2 separate regions of the Homo sapiens genome follow, and region 2 is linked to region 1. Evidence: read pairs that join two places in POLR2A ChIA-PET (ENCODE). Cell type or tissue: A673. All regions are shown on one strand. Region 1 overlaps ELF1 (E74 like ETS transcription factor 1). Region 2 overlaps WBP4 (WW domain binding protein 4).

Region 1 (8,000 bases):
CTCAATTAAAAAATGCCTAATTTAAATTAAAGAACCCGGCCAGGTGCAGTGTTTCATGCCTATAATCCCAGCACTTTGGGAGGCCTAGACGGGAGGATTGCTTGAGCTCAGAAGTTTGAGATCAGCCTCAACAAGATGATGAGACCCCTTCTCTACAAAAGAAATTATAAAAAATTAGTCAGGTGTGGTAGTACACACCTATAGCCCCAGCTACTCAGGAGGCTGAAGCGGGAGGATCACTTGAGGCCAGGAGTTTGAGGCCATAGTGAGCAAGGATCATGCCACTGCCCTCCAGCCTGGGCAACAACGAGACCCTGTCTCTAAAAAATAAATAAAAACTAGTTCCTCGCCCGCTGGGTGCTTAAGTTGGGCGGATAGTAGCAAACGGGCTCCGCTAGAGGACAGAGCCGCCCAGCCCCGCTCCCCCCAGACCCATCGGTGCACTGCCCACACCTGCAGGCAACTGGCTAATTGGGTCTTGTAGCTGAAATGTGAAAAAGGCAGCAGTCCCAAAATGAAGGAACACCTGCTGTGTCTCAAGCGCCTGGAAACCAGAGGCCCAACAACATCTGTTGCTTTTGTTGGTGCTGTTGTTGCAGCTGCTCCTGCCTCACTGTTAGGAATGAAGAAAGGGGAAAATGCAGGAAGAACCACACACACTACAAAAATGGAGAGTATCCAGGTCCTAGAGGAATGCCAAAACCCCACTGCAGAGGAAGTCTTGCCCTGGTCTCAAAATTTTGACAAGATGATGAAGGCCCCAGCAGGAAGAAACCTTTTCAGAGAGTTCCTCTGAACAGAATACAACAAAGAGAACCTACTTTTCTGGATTGCCTGTGAAGACTTAAAGAAAGAACAGAACAAAAAAGTAATCAAAGAAAAGAGAAAAGGCTAGAATGATATATGAAGATTACATTTCTGTACTATCACCAAAAGAGGTCAGTCTTGATTCTCGAGCTAGAGAATTCTTGAGTTAGAGAGGTGATCAACAGAAATTTGTTGGCTCCTAATCCTCACATGTATAGTTCTCTCCAGCCCCAAGTAACATCTTTTCAGATGAATTCCAGGGGATGTTCAAGACTTTGACTCTAATGAAAACACTACAAAAGGAAAATGTTGCCCTAACTGATAGAAGGTCCCAGTTTGGGAATTGATTTTATTCCTATGATAAAAGCTCTAAGATGAGTAGGGAAAAGGAACACTATCAAGCATTGATGACAATAACCAAATGTAATATTTTTAAATATGTCATATGTGCAATGTGAAATTCATTCTTCCTTCATTATTTCTCATATTAAATCTCATTTCAGAAATTTTAGAATTTTAAAACTGTTGACTTATACCTAACTGCTATCACTGCATAACAGCTTTTAAACAGTTAGAAATAAACATTTTAGAATAATAAACAGATTGTGTTTCTATCCTAAGCTTGGATACATTTCCTTTCTAAAGATCTAGCTCTTATTGCTGTATTAAAAGAATGCCACATACAATGCTTACTAATGGAAATGTGTGTTCACAGATGCACTTAGGGAGCGTAGTGTAAAAACATCAGGAACTTAAAATTACAAATTTGATTTCAAGTTACATTTCTGTCTCATGCGACTTTGGGCAAATCGTTTATCTTCTCTGAGTTCATTTTCTCATCTGCAAATGACAAATAAAATAATTATCAGGATGGCTATGAGCATTAAATAAACGTGGAAAGAATAAAATGTGACATTATTTTATCAGAGTTCTTCAACACAATAATTGTTATTTTATGCTTGTATTAAATGTCATTTTAATGCACTTTCCCCTATTTTTTTCCAAAACATACAATAAACATCTGATTTAGCTATTCATCAGAACATACAATCATATTTTAAGATGGAACACTATATCAATGTTATTGCTTTGCTCAATAATGTGATCCCAAATCACTACTTGCAGTTCACCATCACCTCAAATCTATAGAAATGTTTCTTTCAATGACATACATAGATAGATAGATATACAATTGTAGGTTAAAATTAAAGTTTAAATAAGAGAAGTCATTTGAAAATTTTATTTCCAAAGGAAATAAAACAACATTCCCAAGGACAGAAATAATATCAAGTTATTTGCTAAATATATAAATGAGTTATAGGCCTAAGACTAAGATATAAGAGATTGACAATTAGAAAACACTTTTCAATATTAAGGTAGTATGATTTTCTTTAACAATTTTACAATGAAAATAAAAACTTAATAAAAGGTGGTAACGGGCCAGGCATGGTGGCTCACACCTGTAACCCCAGCACTTTGGGAGACTAAGGCGAGAGAATCACTTGAGCCCAGGAGTTCCAGATCTGTCTTTGCAACAAAGTGAGACCCTGACTCTAAGAAAAAATAAAAATGTTTACAATAAAAGTAAAATTTAAAATAGTAATGTGTCCATGAAAACTTTAATTTTAGAGTAGTTTTATATTTACAGAAAAACTGTAAATAGAAAGGTCCCTTACAGACCTATGGGACATCTGTCAAAATTAATAAACCAGTATTGGTCATTAAGTTCATACTTTATTCAGATTTCCTTAGTTTTTAACCTGATGTCCCTTTCCTGTCCCAGGATCCCACCACATTACATTTAGTTGTCATGTTTCCTTAGGCTTCTCTTAGTTGTGACAGTTCTGAAAGCTTCCTTGTTTTTGATGACAGTTTTGAGAAATAAACTGGTATTTCGTGGAATGTCCCTCTGTGGAGATTTGTCTGATGTTTTCCTCATGACTAGACATGGGTTTTTGGTTTTTGGAAGAACACAAAGGTAAAGTGCCATGCTTATCACATGATATCAAAGGTATATGCCATCATCAGGACTCTTCTTAGTTGTGACAGTCTCTCAAACTTTAGGCTTCTCTTAGCTGTTGATGTTAACCTTGATCACTTAGCTGAGTTAGCATCTATTATGTTTCTCCACTGTAAAGTAACACATTTTTTTTTTTTTTTTTTTGAGACAGAGTCTCGCTCTGTCACCAGGCTGGAGTGCAGTGGTGCGATCTCAGCTCACTGCACCCTCCGTCTCCCGGGTTCAAGCAATTCTGCCCCAGCCTCCCGAGTAGCTGGGACTACAGGCACACACCACCAAGCCCGGCTAATTTTTGTATTTTTAGTAGAGACGGGATTTCACTATGTTGCCCAGGCTGGTCTTGAACTCCTGAGCTCAGGCATTCCACCTACCTCAGCCTCCAAAGTGCTGGGATTACAGGTGTGAGCCACTGCACCTGGCCAAAGTAATATATTTTTAAAGAGATTATATTGAAGGTAAAATTTCTGGACATTTACACTGAGCTAAACAAATTCTGAGCAGATTCTTCAACCCTGATATTAGGTTCCATTAAGTGATTACTAATACATGCTATAAAGAAAATACAGTAAAGTAGAAAAATAAAAGTCCAAAAGTCTTATCCTGAATATTCACCTAATAGAGGCGAAAGTGAATTTTTCCCTTGAACTATCTGGGTAAATAATTACAATAATCCTCCATATACTTTCAATATTAAATATCTTAGTCTTACTCATTGTCATAAGAGGTAACTTAAACTGGTAGTTTTGCTTAGTGCATTTCTATATTGCCCTCCACTAGTCAATGAACACTGAATATTGAAATAATGTAAAAGACCTGATGTATTTCCTACCAGCTTTAACCAATTTGTCATAAATATGTTTCTTGTGTATGATTTTTGAATGTTTGCTAAATAATGTGTTTGGTTTTGTAAAATTATGTATCGAATGTGTATAAATTTTTACTACCATGTTCATCATACTTAATCTATAACCATATATTGTACTCCACCAATGTTTATTAGTGGACAATAAAGAAGTTTTAAATGCATGAATACAACTTAAGAGACACCACACTTGGTTATTTTGCAATGCCAGAATAACAGTGGATACTCAATAAATTGAATAGTTAATCCAGATTATGTTTCCTCCAATTTAAGCTTTTCTGGTTTTTTAAATTCCCCCTTCCTAGAATCAGTTTTATCATTTTACCTATGTACAATAATATATTTCTGGAAAATGCTAGAATTTTCACCATGTAGTAGAATTTGAGCACGACAATAATGTAAAAAAATTCAGAAGTCTCAAACTAGGTAGCTTTCTTTGAGTTTTCAAAGTAAATCAAGATAGAGCTGTTTTCATTTTACTATATTGTGGAAATCTATGGATGTTAGTGTAAAATGCATGTGCATTACACTGACTTAAAATGTTTTGAATTAATAAAGAATTCAACAATAAAAAAATTAATTAAAAAATAAAAGAATGCTTAATTTTAAGTAGCTATCTTGCATACCTACCTAAAATATATTCATAGTAAATACATGGTACCTGTTTAGATTGCAAAAACATAGTTTTAAACTTTCTCTCAACTTTCTTAAATTCGTTGAATATTTGAAAAAATTTAAATGAACAGTTGGGGTATAGAAACATTTTCTTTTTCAATTATGAGAACACTGAGTGCAATGAAATGATTTGTTTGCCTTGTGACATTAACTTGTGTTTTTTCCCTTCAACTTTGTGTGTAGAGTACCTGGTTTAGAGAAAGCAGGAGCTGAGAAAGTATGACTATTCTTTTTTGGGAAAGTTCAAATCTGGTTTCTTAACTATACCTACATTTTGGGATGTTTCTTTATTGTTTTTTCCATATTCGCATATTTTAATGTAAATTCTAGCAATAATACTGTATTTAAAATAGCTAGAAAGGCTAGGCGTAGTGGCTCATGCCTGTAATCCCAGCACTTTGGGAGGCTCAGGTGGGCAGATCACTTGAGCTCAGGAGTTCGAGGCCACCTTGGGCAACATAGTGAGACACTGTCTCTACTGAAATTACAAAAATCAGTCAGACGTGGTGGTGCACACCTGTAGTCCCAGCTACTTGGGAGGCTGAGGCATGAGAATCACTTGAACCCAGGCGGAGGTTGCAGTGAGCTGAGATCGTGCCACTGCACTCCAGCCTAAGCGATAGAGCAAGACTCTGTCTCAAAAAGAAAAAAAAGAACTAGAGAGAAAAATATCAGTACAAATCTATTTTGAAGTATTTTAATGAGTTACTAAATTGTGGTAGCCTTCTAAAAAGGCTTATACATGTTTCCTTTTTACTTTTTAGGCTGAGTGAAAATGTAAGGCAAGATGATATGATATAGTAAACTTGGGAGATAATAATAGTAAAACTCTAAGACTTAAAGTAGTAAATAGGGAAATCTACAAACCCTCTGCACCAGTTGTTTCAGTTAAAAATATGGTTGAAAATGATTTATCCCAAATATCAAGAGATTGCATAATATATAAAAGCATTTTAATTGACAGTTGTACTGGGGTATGGTAAGGTACTTTTGCTAGGTATTTGTCTAGGGGATTTCTTATTTTTCCAGATATTCTGCTAAGGAAAAAATATTAATGAAGTTCTGTTAATATAGATATAAAGGTACCAGTAGGAAATCTGGGCTTTTCTTGCTTTCTTTGCCACTAACTGGCTGTGTGTCCTTGGACACATCAGAATGCTCTAGGCCTAAATTCTTTTTTCTTTTCAGTGAATATGTTGTCCTAGGTAATCCTTAGATCTTTTTCAGCTCTAATATCCTGTGATTTCACACTTTTAGATTGAGAATGGGCAAACTTTGGAAGACTGTGTGCAGTTTATCTTCATACCACTGACTTCATTTCTGCTGGGAGCTAATATAGAGCCTTCTACCATGTTATAATAGAAAACAGATTTTTTAAAAGACCAAACTATGGTCAATCACACAGGAATTCAGTCATTACAGATTATGGGTTTATTGCTTGCTTCTCATTTCTACTTGGTATAACTTCACTTCTTTTCTCTCACTTTCTTACTCTGTTTTCTTTCATTTCTGTTATATTTTTTCAATGGTTTTTCCGAATATTGCATTTCTTACCATGACTATCTGTATATACTGAAAAGAGCCCTTTTATTAGGTTACCACATCTTGTGAAAGTTCTTTCTGTTCAGTTACTTGGTGTCTAGAGTTACTGTAGCATTCCAGTTTTTTAGATACTGCCAACCTACAAACATGCCATATGTACATAAACAGACACAGTCTGAATTACATACTTCATTAGAGAAGTCATTCAACCACGTCATTGCTTTAAGCTGGTATATTTCACCTTCTTTATCCCAGAATTGTCTGATCTAAAACCTTTTTGTTTGATTGATTCTCTTTATTAATTTTCTTTCTTTTTTTTTTTTTTTTTTTTGAGACAGAGTCTTGCTCTGTTGCCCAGGCTAGAGTATAGTGGCGTGCCTCGGCTTACCACAGCTTCTGCCTCCTGGGTTCAAGCAATTCTCCTGCCTCAGTCTCCCAAGTAGCTGGGATTACAGGCACTCACCACCATGCCCAGCTAATTTTTTTTTTGTGTTTTTGGTAGGGACGGGGTTTCACCATGTTGGTCAGGCTGGTCTCGAACTCCTGACCTCAGGTAATCTACCCGCCTCGGCCTCCCAAAGTGCTGGGATACAGGCGTGAGCCACGGCACCGGACTATTTATTAATTTTCACCATAAACAGTTGGTACCATAGTAACTTAAAAGGAGAGCAGTGATTTTCGGCCGGGTGCTGTGGCTCACGCCTGTAATCCCAGCATTTTGGGAGGCCGAGGCGGGTGGATCACAAGGTCAGGAGATCGAGACCATCCTGGCTAACACGGTGAAAGCCCGTCTCTACTAAAAAATACAAAAAATTAGCCGGGCGTGGTGGCGGGCGCCTGTAGTCCCAGCTACTCAGGAGGCTGAGGCAGGAGAATGGCGTGAACCCGGGAGGCGGAGCTTGCAATGAGCCGAGATGGCGCCACTGCACTCCAGCCTGGGCGACAGTGAGACTCCCACTCAAAAAAAAAAAAAAAAAAGAGCAATGATTTTCTAAAAATATATTTATGAATTCGTGGGTTTAATATCCTTGTGTCTAAAAACCTTTCTGAAGGAATCTTAAATTTACATTCAATCAGTGATCAATTTTGACTATCATATTTTTTTTAGTACCTGAAATCTTCTATAATAAATTAAACAAGTAGCCATTTGAAGTGGTTGTAGTAGCTAGTAGTGTGGCTGAGGGTTTTGTGTTTACCATCAGTGAAGTCATTTTGTTTGGAATGAGGCATAATGGGACTCTGTGTTAGGGAAGCTTGCCAGAGTGAAGTCCTCGCCTTGAAGCAGCAGGATTTGTTAAAAAGACGCCAAACCTTGAAGCACTGGAATAGAATTACAGTTTTGTTGACAATGGGCTATAATGTTCTTTTTCTGGAGTCTAGCAAATAGCTATGGTAATAGAGACTTCCAGGGAGTACAGAAATGACCCTTAAGGAATTATTAGTTACCTAGCATGCACCTGTTACATATTTCTTGCATATACTTACAGCGCTAAAGAAGCTAATGTTAATTCAGTGCATGTTATGTGCCAAGTATTCTGCACATGCATTTTTGCATCTACACAACAGCTCTAGGTTTTGGTATTACTTTACCCGTTTTACAGAAGGAAGAGACTTGAGACTGACACCTATTTTATGGAAAGAGGGGACTGAGACACCAAGCAAGTAACTTGTCCAGTCTTCTGTCACACTGCAGAAGATTGGCACCCAATCGGTCTGACTCCAGAGCCTGTTCTCTGAACTGCTTTGTGTTACTATTTTACTTTAACTCCAAAGCTTATTTTGGGGATGACAGGTTAGGAACCTTGTTGCTAAGTATTCCTGTGGCATGTCTCCTTGGAGAATAAGAATATGGTCCTCACCCAATTAAGAGACATCTGAGCCAGCCTAAGATTTTTTTATTATCTGGTAGATGTCTGCCTGGATGCCCTCTGAAAACTGTGCAAATAAGTTGACCGCTTATGTCTGTGTGATGAAGAAGTAGTTTCACTTATGTTTTTCCTTGTTACTTTATAAAGACTGACACTTTGAAAAAAACATGTTTGAGAACTATTAATACAGCAGAGTGCTTCCTGACTATAATAGATAATTAAGGAT
Region 2 (8,000 bases), 90 kb before region 1:
ATACATTTCATTCATCTTTATCCCTGGATTCCTAACACAATGCCTGGTTCAAACTAAAATGCTTAAACAACGTTTGCTGCTTTGAAGTGAACTGGGGCAAATACATCTTTCCACCTCTGGTCCAGTTTTCACTCCATATTAAGCACATCTGAAGTACCTGAGCTGCTCCTGGCTGTTGGCTTTTGACTTTAAATTGAGTAAGGTAAGCCAATATGCATACATTTTTTACATCAGCTTTCTCACATCAGCCTCAGAACCAAATCATCACTGGGCTGGGAATATTCTCACGTACTCCGATACTTATTTGTTGGACAACAGTTAATATCAATGTGCAAAAGTAATGCATTTTCAATGCAGGATAAATATGCTCTTATGAATATGAATGGAATAAAGGCCCTGTTTCTCCATGTTTTAAATAACAGATACATAGCATCTTAAATTATGACTTAATTAGCAGTTTTTAGACACTGAACATAATACACTGTATTACAATGCAATGTGGTAGGCTTCCATTTTAGGAACCAAAATAAATTTCACATGAAAAAATATTTATTTTAATTCACATCAAATACATTTAGAATAAATCTAAATTTTTAGCATCATAATACTTACAAACAAACACAGATAAACTTTGGGTGTATAAGTCTCCATTCTGTCCTAAAAGCATGTACAAAAAGCTCTCCTGCAACTATTGATCATCACCTCGTTGCCTTAAATTTCTAGATTTTCCATTTTCAGTTCTTCTCTTTTTGAAGACTGGGGCCACTCCATCTGCCATAACTCCAAGAGAAGTGACTGTTTTTTCTTTAAATACCACTTTGGGTTCTCCGCCACCATCAGCTTCTGAAGTTGATACATACTCATTTTCAGTGCTTGGAAGTTCCAAATCTACCTCCTCACTGGAAATAGAGTTAAAGTAAAACTCTATTTGACAGGGTAAGACAAACGTTTTCATATAACCAATGCCCCAAGATCAGCTTTCTAATGACATTAGAAGTTGCTCATTTTGGAGTAGGAACTACTTTAAAATACTGACTTTACAATATTATTTAAGATACTGAACACTTATTCAGGTGGATAAATGCTGGGAGAAGTTCTATGTATTAATTTATTCCTGTTGCACAAAGGATGCATTATCTAAGAAAATGCTTGGGCTTATATATAAGCAGTACAAGTAAAGGGATAAGGGGGTTGGGTGCGGTGGCTCAATCTTGTAATCCCAGCACTTTGAGAGGCCGAGGCAGGAGGATCACTTGAGCTCAGGAGTTTCGAGATGCGCCTGGGTAACATGGCAAAACCCCATTGCTACAAAAAATACAAAAATTATCTGGGCATGGTGTCATGTGCCTACAGTCCCAGCTACTCGAGAGGCTGAGGTGAGAGGATCACTTCAGCCTGGGAGGCAGAGGTTGCAGCGAGTCGAGATCTCATTTTCCTATTGTAGAAGACTGAATGGAGCTGTATGCCTAGCACTCCTTTGCTAAGAACTAGCCCTTCAACCATCCACATGATTAATTATAAATAATCAGTTGAGTGGTCCTGATATCAGCACCTGATTAAAAAGAGCCTATCACAGTACCGTACTCCCTAGATAGTCAACTGGTCTGTGAAAGAGTAAATTAGTCACATCACACCCATCAGTCCCATCTATGAGACTCTGGAAAATGGACCGGAAAGATCGTTATGTTTAAGTAGCTGAGAGCGTAAAACCTGTTGAAAAACACACATCATCCTATTTGGAGAATGGAGCTCTGCAGAAGGCAATCTATTCCAAGGATTTTTTCTTTTTAGGACAGAGTCTTGCTCTGTCTCCCAGGCTGGAGTGAAGTGGTGCCATCATAGCTCAAAGCAGCCTCCAACTCCTGGGCTCAAGTGAACCTCCTGCCTTAGCCTCCCAAGGTACTGGGCTTATAGGCGTGGGCCACTGCACCTGCCTGGCCAGCAAGGACCTTCTTTGCTATCAGTTATCATAGGCTGTTTTAAGTTATAAAACTAAATAGCAACACTGAATCCTATAGAAATGTACTTTGCTGAGTAATACTTGAGTTGCTGCAATATTTGCTTATCTATTTAGTTTTTACATTTTTTTTTTTTTTTTTTTTTTGGAGACAAGGTCCTACTCTGTTGCCCAGGCTGGAGTGAAGTGGTGTGAACATGGCTCACTGCAGTCTCAACCTCCTGGGCTCAAGTAATCCTCCCACCTCAGCCTCTCAAGTAGCTGGGAACATGATGTGTGCCACTATTCCCTGCTAAGTTTTTTTTTTTTGGTAGAGAGAAAGTTTTGCCATGTTGGCCAGGCTGGTCTCGAACTCCTGACCTCAGTTGATCTGCCTGCCTTGGCCTCCTGAAGTGCTGGGATTACAGGCGTGAGCCACCTCACCCAGCCAAGCTATACTTTTTCTTTTTCGAGATGGAGTCTTGCTCTGCTGCTAGGCTGGAGTCCAGTGGCGCGATTTCAGCTCACTGCAACCTCCACCTCCTGGGTTCAAGCGATTCTCCTGCCTCCACCTCCTGAGTAGCTGGGATCACAGCTACATGCCACCACACCCAGCTAATTTTTGTATTTTTAGTAGAGACAGGGTTTCACCATGTTGGCCAGGATGGTCTCATCTCTTGACCTCGTGATCCGCCCACCTCAGCCTCCCAAAGTGCTGGGATTACAGGGGTGCATCTGGCCTCAAGCTATACTTTTAATAAGCACAGCATCCTTGAAATTACTTACTGCAATTTAGGGAAGTACTGGGATGTAAAATCACTTGTAATAACAGTGGGATTAAAGCTCCAGGTACTTACTGAGACTCAACCTCTTGTTTAATTTCTTGCCATTCTCCATATGGGTTTGATTTCTTAAGAGTTTTCGATTTTTCTTCATTTGAACCTAATGAATTCTGTTTCTGAATACTTTTTTCTTTCTGTGTTTCTGGGTCACTTCCTCCATCACTATTTTTATTTTTTTCCTGAAATGTAAAAGCCAAGAAATAATACAGTTCAAGCAAAACTACCAAGACAAAAATAAAATTTAAGGCTTTTAAAGGTATTGTTATAGATTTATAAACAATAATTCACTAACTCAAATCTGCACATAACACAATAAATATACATAGAACTTTACTGCTTGATTAGGTTTTCCATGTCTGAAATGTTGATATACCATGACAAAGGCTCCCTAAATCACCACCTTAATGTCTTAAGTTCTACAATTAAGGACATATAAACAGGGCTCTCTTAACTTCTCTCTTCTGCTTTCTTGCTTTACTTGCATACCCAACAGTGACTCCCTTTATAATTGTGGCTCTGTTGAATTCTTCTGGGAGGCGGCAAGATTATAGGGAGTTTGTCCTTGTTTACCTGTATTTTGTAATTTTTTTCCTTTTCCTATAATTTATCTTTTAAAAAATAACTTAGGGGGCACAAATGCGTATTTCTTACATGTATATATTATGTCATGGTGAAGTACGGGCTTTTAGTGTACCTATAACCTGAACAGTGAACAAACCCAATAGACACATGTTCAACTCACCTCCCTCCCACCCTCCCACCTTTTATGGTCTCCACTGTCTATTAGTCCATTCTGTATGTCCATGTGTGCCCACTGTTTAGCTCCCACTTATAAGTGAGAACATGTAGTATTTGACTTTGAGTTATTTCACTTAGGTTAATGGCCTCCAGTTCCATTCACATAGCTGCAAAAGCTATCATTTCATTTTTTATGGCTGAGTAGTATTCCATGGTGTGTGTGCGTGTGTATATATACCGCATTTTTTTTATCCAATCCTCCGTTGACGGACACTTAGGTTGATTTACTTTTTGCTATTGTGAACAATGCTGCTACAAATATATGAGTGCAAGTATCTTTTCTGTTTAATGATTTCTTTTCCTTTGGGTAGATACTCAGAAGTGGGACTGCTGGATTGAATAACAGTTCTGCTTTTAGTTCTCTGAGAAATGTTTTCTATAAAGGTTATACCAACATACATTCTCAGTAAGTGTATAAGTGTTTCCCTTTCTCTGCATCCTTGCCAGTATCTGTTGTTTTCTGATTTTTTTTTTTTTTTTTTTTTGAGACGGAGTCTTGCTCTGTCACCCAGGCTGGAGGGCAGTGGCATGATCTTGGCTTACTGCAACCTCTGCCTCCCAGGTTCAAGCAATTCTCCTGCATGCGCCACCATGCTCGGCTAATTTCTTTTGCATTTTTAGTAGAGATGGGGTTTCACCATGTTGGTTAGGCTGGTCTTGAACTCCTGACCTCAAGTATCTGCCAGCCTCAGCCTCCCAAAGTGTTGGGATTACAGGTGTGAGCCACTGCATCCAGCCATTTTCTGACTTTTTAATTACAGCCTTCTGACTGGTGTAAGATGGTATCTCCTTGTGATTTTCATTTGCATTTCTCTGATGATCAGTGATGTTGAGCATTATTCATGTGTTTTGGCCACCTGTGTGTCTTTTGAAAAATGCCTGTTCATGTCCTTTTCCCCCTTTTCAATGGAGTTGTTTTTTTCTTGTTGAGTCCCTTGCGGATTCTGGATATTAGTCCTGTGTTGGATGCATAGTTTGCAAACAGTTTTTCCCAATATGTGGGCTGTTTATTTACCCTGTTAATTGTTTCTTTTGCTGTGCATAAGCTTTTTAATTAAGTCCCTCCCATTTGTCTATTTTTATTTTTGTGTTTACTTTTGAAGACTTTGTCGTAAATTCTTTGCTTACGTCAATGACCAGATGAGTTTTTCCTAGATTTCCTTCTAGGATTTTTTTTTTCTTTTCCTTTTTCTTTTTTTGAGACAGAGTTTCACTCTTGTCGCCCAGGCTGGAATGCAACGGCACGATCTTAGCTCACTGCAACCTCCGCCTCCCAGGTTCAAGCGATTCTCCTGCCTCAGCCTCCCAAGTAGCTGGGATTACAGGCATGCGCCAGGACACCCAGCTAATTTTCTATTTTTAGTAGAGATGGGGTTTCTCTATGTTGGTCAGGCTGGTCTTTAACTCTCGACCTCAGGTGATCCGCCCACCTCGGCCTCCCAAAGTGCAGGGATTACAGGTGTGAGCCACCATGCCTGGCCTCCTTCTAGGGTTTTTATAGTTTCAGATCTTTAAACATTTAAGTCTTTAATCCATCTTAACTTTTGTACATGGTTAGAGGTAGGGGTCCAGTTTCATTCTTCTGCATACAGCTAGCCAGTTTTCCCAGGATCATTTATTGAATGGGGTATCCCTTCCCCAGTGTATATTTTTGTTGATTTTGTTGAAGATCAGTTGGTTGTAGGTATGTGGCTTTATTTCTGGGTTCTCTATTCTGTTCCATCAATCTATGTGCCTATCTTTATGCCAGTACTGTGCTGTTTTGGTTATGACAGCCTTGGAATATAGTCTGAGGCCAAGTAATGGGATGCCTCCACCTTTGTTCTTTTTGCTTAGGACTGCTATGGTTATTGAGGCTCTTTTTTGGTTTCACATAAATTTCAGAATTGGCTTTTCTAATTCTGTAAAAAATGAAGTTGGTAATTTGATAGGGATTGTGTTGAATCTGTAGATTGGTGTGGCCAGTATGTCATTTTAGTGATATTGATTCTTCCAATCCAGAAGCATGAGATGTTTTTTCATTTGTGTGTATCATCTATGATTTCTTTAATCAGTGTTTTGTAGTTCATTTTGTAGGGATCTTTCACTTCCTTGGTTAAATGTATTCCGAGATTTTTTTTTTGTAGTTACCACAAATGGGATTGAGTTTTTTATTTGGTTCTCGGTTTTACCATTATTATATAGATATAGGTATACAGAAATGCTACTGATTTTTGTACAGTGATTTTGTATCCTGAAACATGACTGAAGTCACTTATCAAATCCACGTGTGTTTTGGAGGGGTCTTTAGGGTTTTCTAGGTAGTAAGATCATTTAATCAGCAAACAGAGATAGTTTGACTTCCTCTTTTTCAATTTGGATGCCTTTTACTTCTTTCTCTTGCCTGACTGCTCAGGCTAGCACTTCCAATATTATGTTGAAAAGGAGTGGTTGAAGTGAGCATCCTTGCTTTCTTAGGGAGAATACTTTCAGTGCTTCCCCATTCAGTATAACGTTGGCTGTGTGTTTCTCATACATGGCTCTTCTTTTTTTTTTGAGACAGAGTCTTGGTCTGTCATCCAGCATGGAGTGCAGTGGCACTATCTCAGCTCACTGCAAACTCTGCCTCCCAGGTTCAATCGATTCTCCTGCCTCAGCCTCCCAAAGTGCTGAGATTACAGGCATGAGGCACCGCACTCGGCCTCATATATGGCTTTTATTATTTTATTATTATGAGGTATGTTTCTTCTGTGCCTAGTTTGCTGAAGGTTTTTATCATGAAAGGATGCTGAATTTTAACAAATGCTTTTTATCTATTGAGCTGATTATATGGTTGTTTTTAATTGTTTATGTGGTGAATCACATTTATTGATTTGCATACTTTGAACCATCCTTTCATCCCTGGAATAAAGCATCCCTTTATCATGGTGTATTAATCTTTCTGATGTACTGCTGGATTCAGTTTGCCAGTATTTTGTTGAAGGTTTTTGCATCTATGTTCAGCAGGGTTATTGGCCTGTATTTTTTTGTTGTTGTTGTTGGAACACATTCATTTTGACGAAAATAAATTAATCATTTCTATCCTAAGTTGGATACTGGATTACCTAAATCTGGCTGGCTATAATCATTGTGAGATGGCAATTACAACGAAGGCTTTGCTGCTGCTCCTCTGTAAACTGCACATAACCCTTACTCTAAGTTCCATCAAGATTTGTGAAGTTGGTAGAGAAACTGCAGGCAATGACAAGATCCTAGGTGTAACTAGGTATTTAGGAACTCTGATTTTCCTACATTTCTCAGGCCAACAATCGCAACCATTGCTCAATGCTAATAATGTGTCTCCTCTGCTTTGACTCATGGGCTCCTGAGTGTTCCCGGTTTTATTTATCCAGTTGCCAAAATATGTCTTAATTTCTATGTTCTATCAGAAGACTTAAGGTCTGTAGAGCTTTTCAAAAATTGATGTCAGCTGGGCGTGGTGACGCACGCCTGTAATCCCAGCACTTTGGGACGCCGAGGCAAGTAGATCACGAGGTCAGGAGATCAAGACCATCCTGGTTATTAACATGGTAAAACCCTGTCTCTACTAACAATAAAAAAAATTAGCCGGGTTTGGTGGCACACACCTGTAGTCCCAGCTACTCGGGAGGCTGAGGCAGGAGAATTGCTTGAACCCGGAAGGTGGAGGTTACAGTGAGCCAAGACAGTGCCACTGTACTCCAGCCTGGGGACAGAACAAGACTCCATCTCAAAAAAAAAAAAAAAAAAAAAAAAAAAATTTGATGTGAAGAGTAAAATTTAAAAACCTACCTTAAACTTTATTTTTGGCTTTTCTGTCTCTGTAGAGACCCCTCCTTCTTCTGCTTCCTGTTCCCCATCAGAATCACTATGCGAATCTGATGATTTGGATTCATCTAGGGTGCCAAGTGAATTTTCATTGACCTTACTAGAAGGCAGATCACTAGTGTGTGGAATGAAATCATCAGGTTTCTCCCATCTGGATTCTGCTCAACACATTTTAAAGTCATGTTATTTAGTTATTAATTCTATTCAGATGTAATTTCAACATAACATTTATCACTTACAATTATTAAATGACAATACTGTATGTATTTCATACTATCTCTTGATCAAGAAGATAACAGAGTTCTCAAACCTCTTGCTCTTGTATCTTTCAGAAATTGATTTCAAACAGCCCGGATTTACTAGATGTGTAAACTATAACTCCAATGGAATGAGAGACCTAAGAACTGGGTGATATTTCTAACGGTTCACAATTTATCTGACACCAATTTCAGGAAACGTATTGATAATGAGCAAACAAGAGATTTCCTGAAACTTGCTTATCACAGAGATTTCCTTTCCTGGCCCCAGTGTGCTGGCTTATGCTTGTAATTCCAACACTTTGAAAAGGCGAGGTAGGAGGATTGCTTGAACTCAGGAGT

Evidence for each region. Peaks named below come from ENCODE experiments on the same cell type or tissue, not always from the same donor. Only the 100,000 strongest peaks of a DNase experiment are listed, where the experiment ranks them.
Region 2: POLR2A ChIA-PET joins it to region 1 with 9 read pairs; 18 of 35 experiments call an interaction of 5 or more read pairs at or near these places.

What each region holds. Positions count from the first base shown.
Region 1 is chr13:40,985,822-40,993,821 of GRCh38, reverse strand. The region is part of intron 1 of ELF1 (E74 like ETS transcription factor 1); the gene reads left to right. It also overlaps the pseudogene RGS17P1. Among named protein-coding and RNA genes, the nearest start is that of ELF1, 29 kb to the left of the region's middle. RefSeq lists enhancers at 1-389, 536-615, 390-931. In A673, CTCF peaks have their summits at 734 and 935; no DNase peak of the experiment used is centred here; H3K27ac peaks cover 443 bases.
Region 2 is chr13:41,075,603-41,083,602 of GRCh38, reverse strand. It overlaps WBP4 (WW domain binding protein 4), which reads right to left. Exons shown (of 10, transcript NM_007187.5): 8 at 7,366-7,559; 9 at 2,794-2,957; 10 at 1-899. The coding sequence ends at 689. Among named protein-coding and RNA genes, the nearest start is that of WBP4, 18 kb to the right of the region's middle. In A673, no CTCF peak of the experiment used is centred here; no DNase peak of the experiment used is centred here.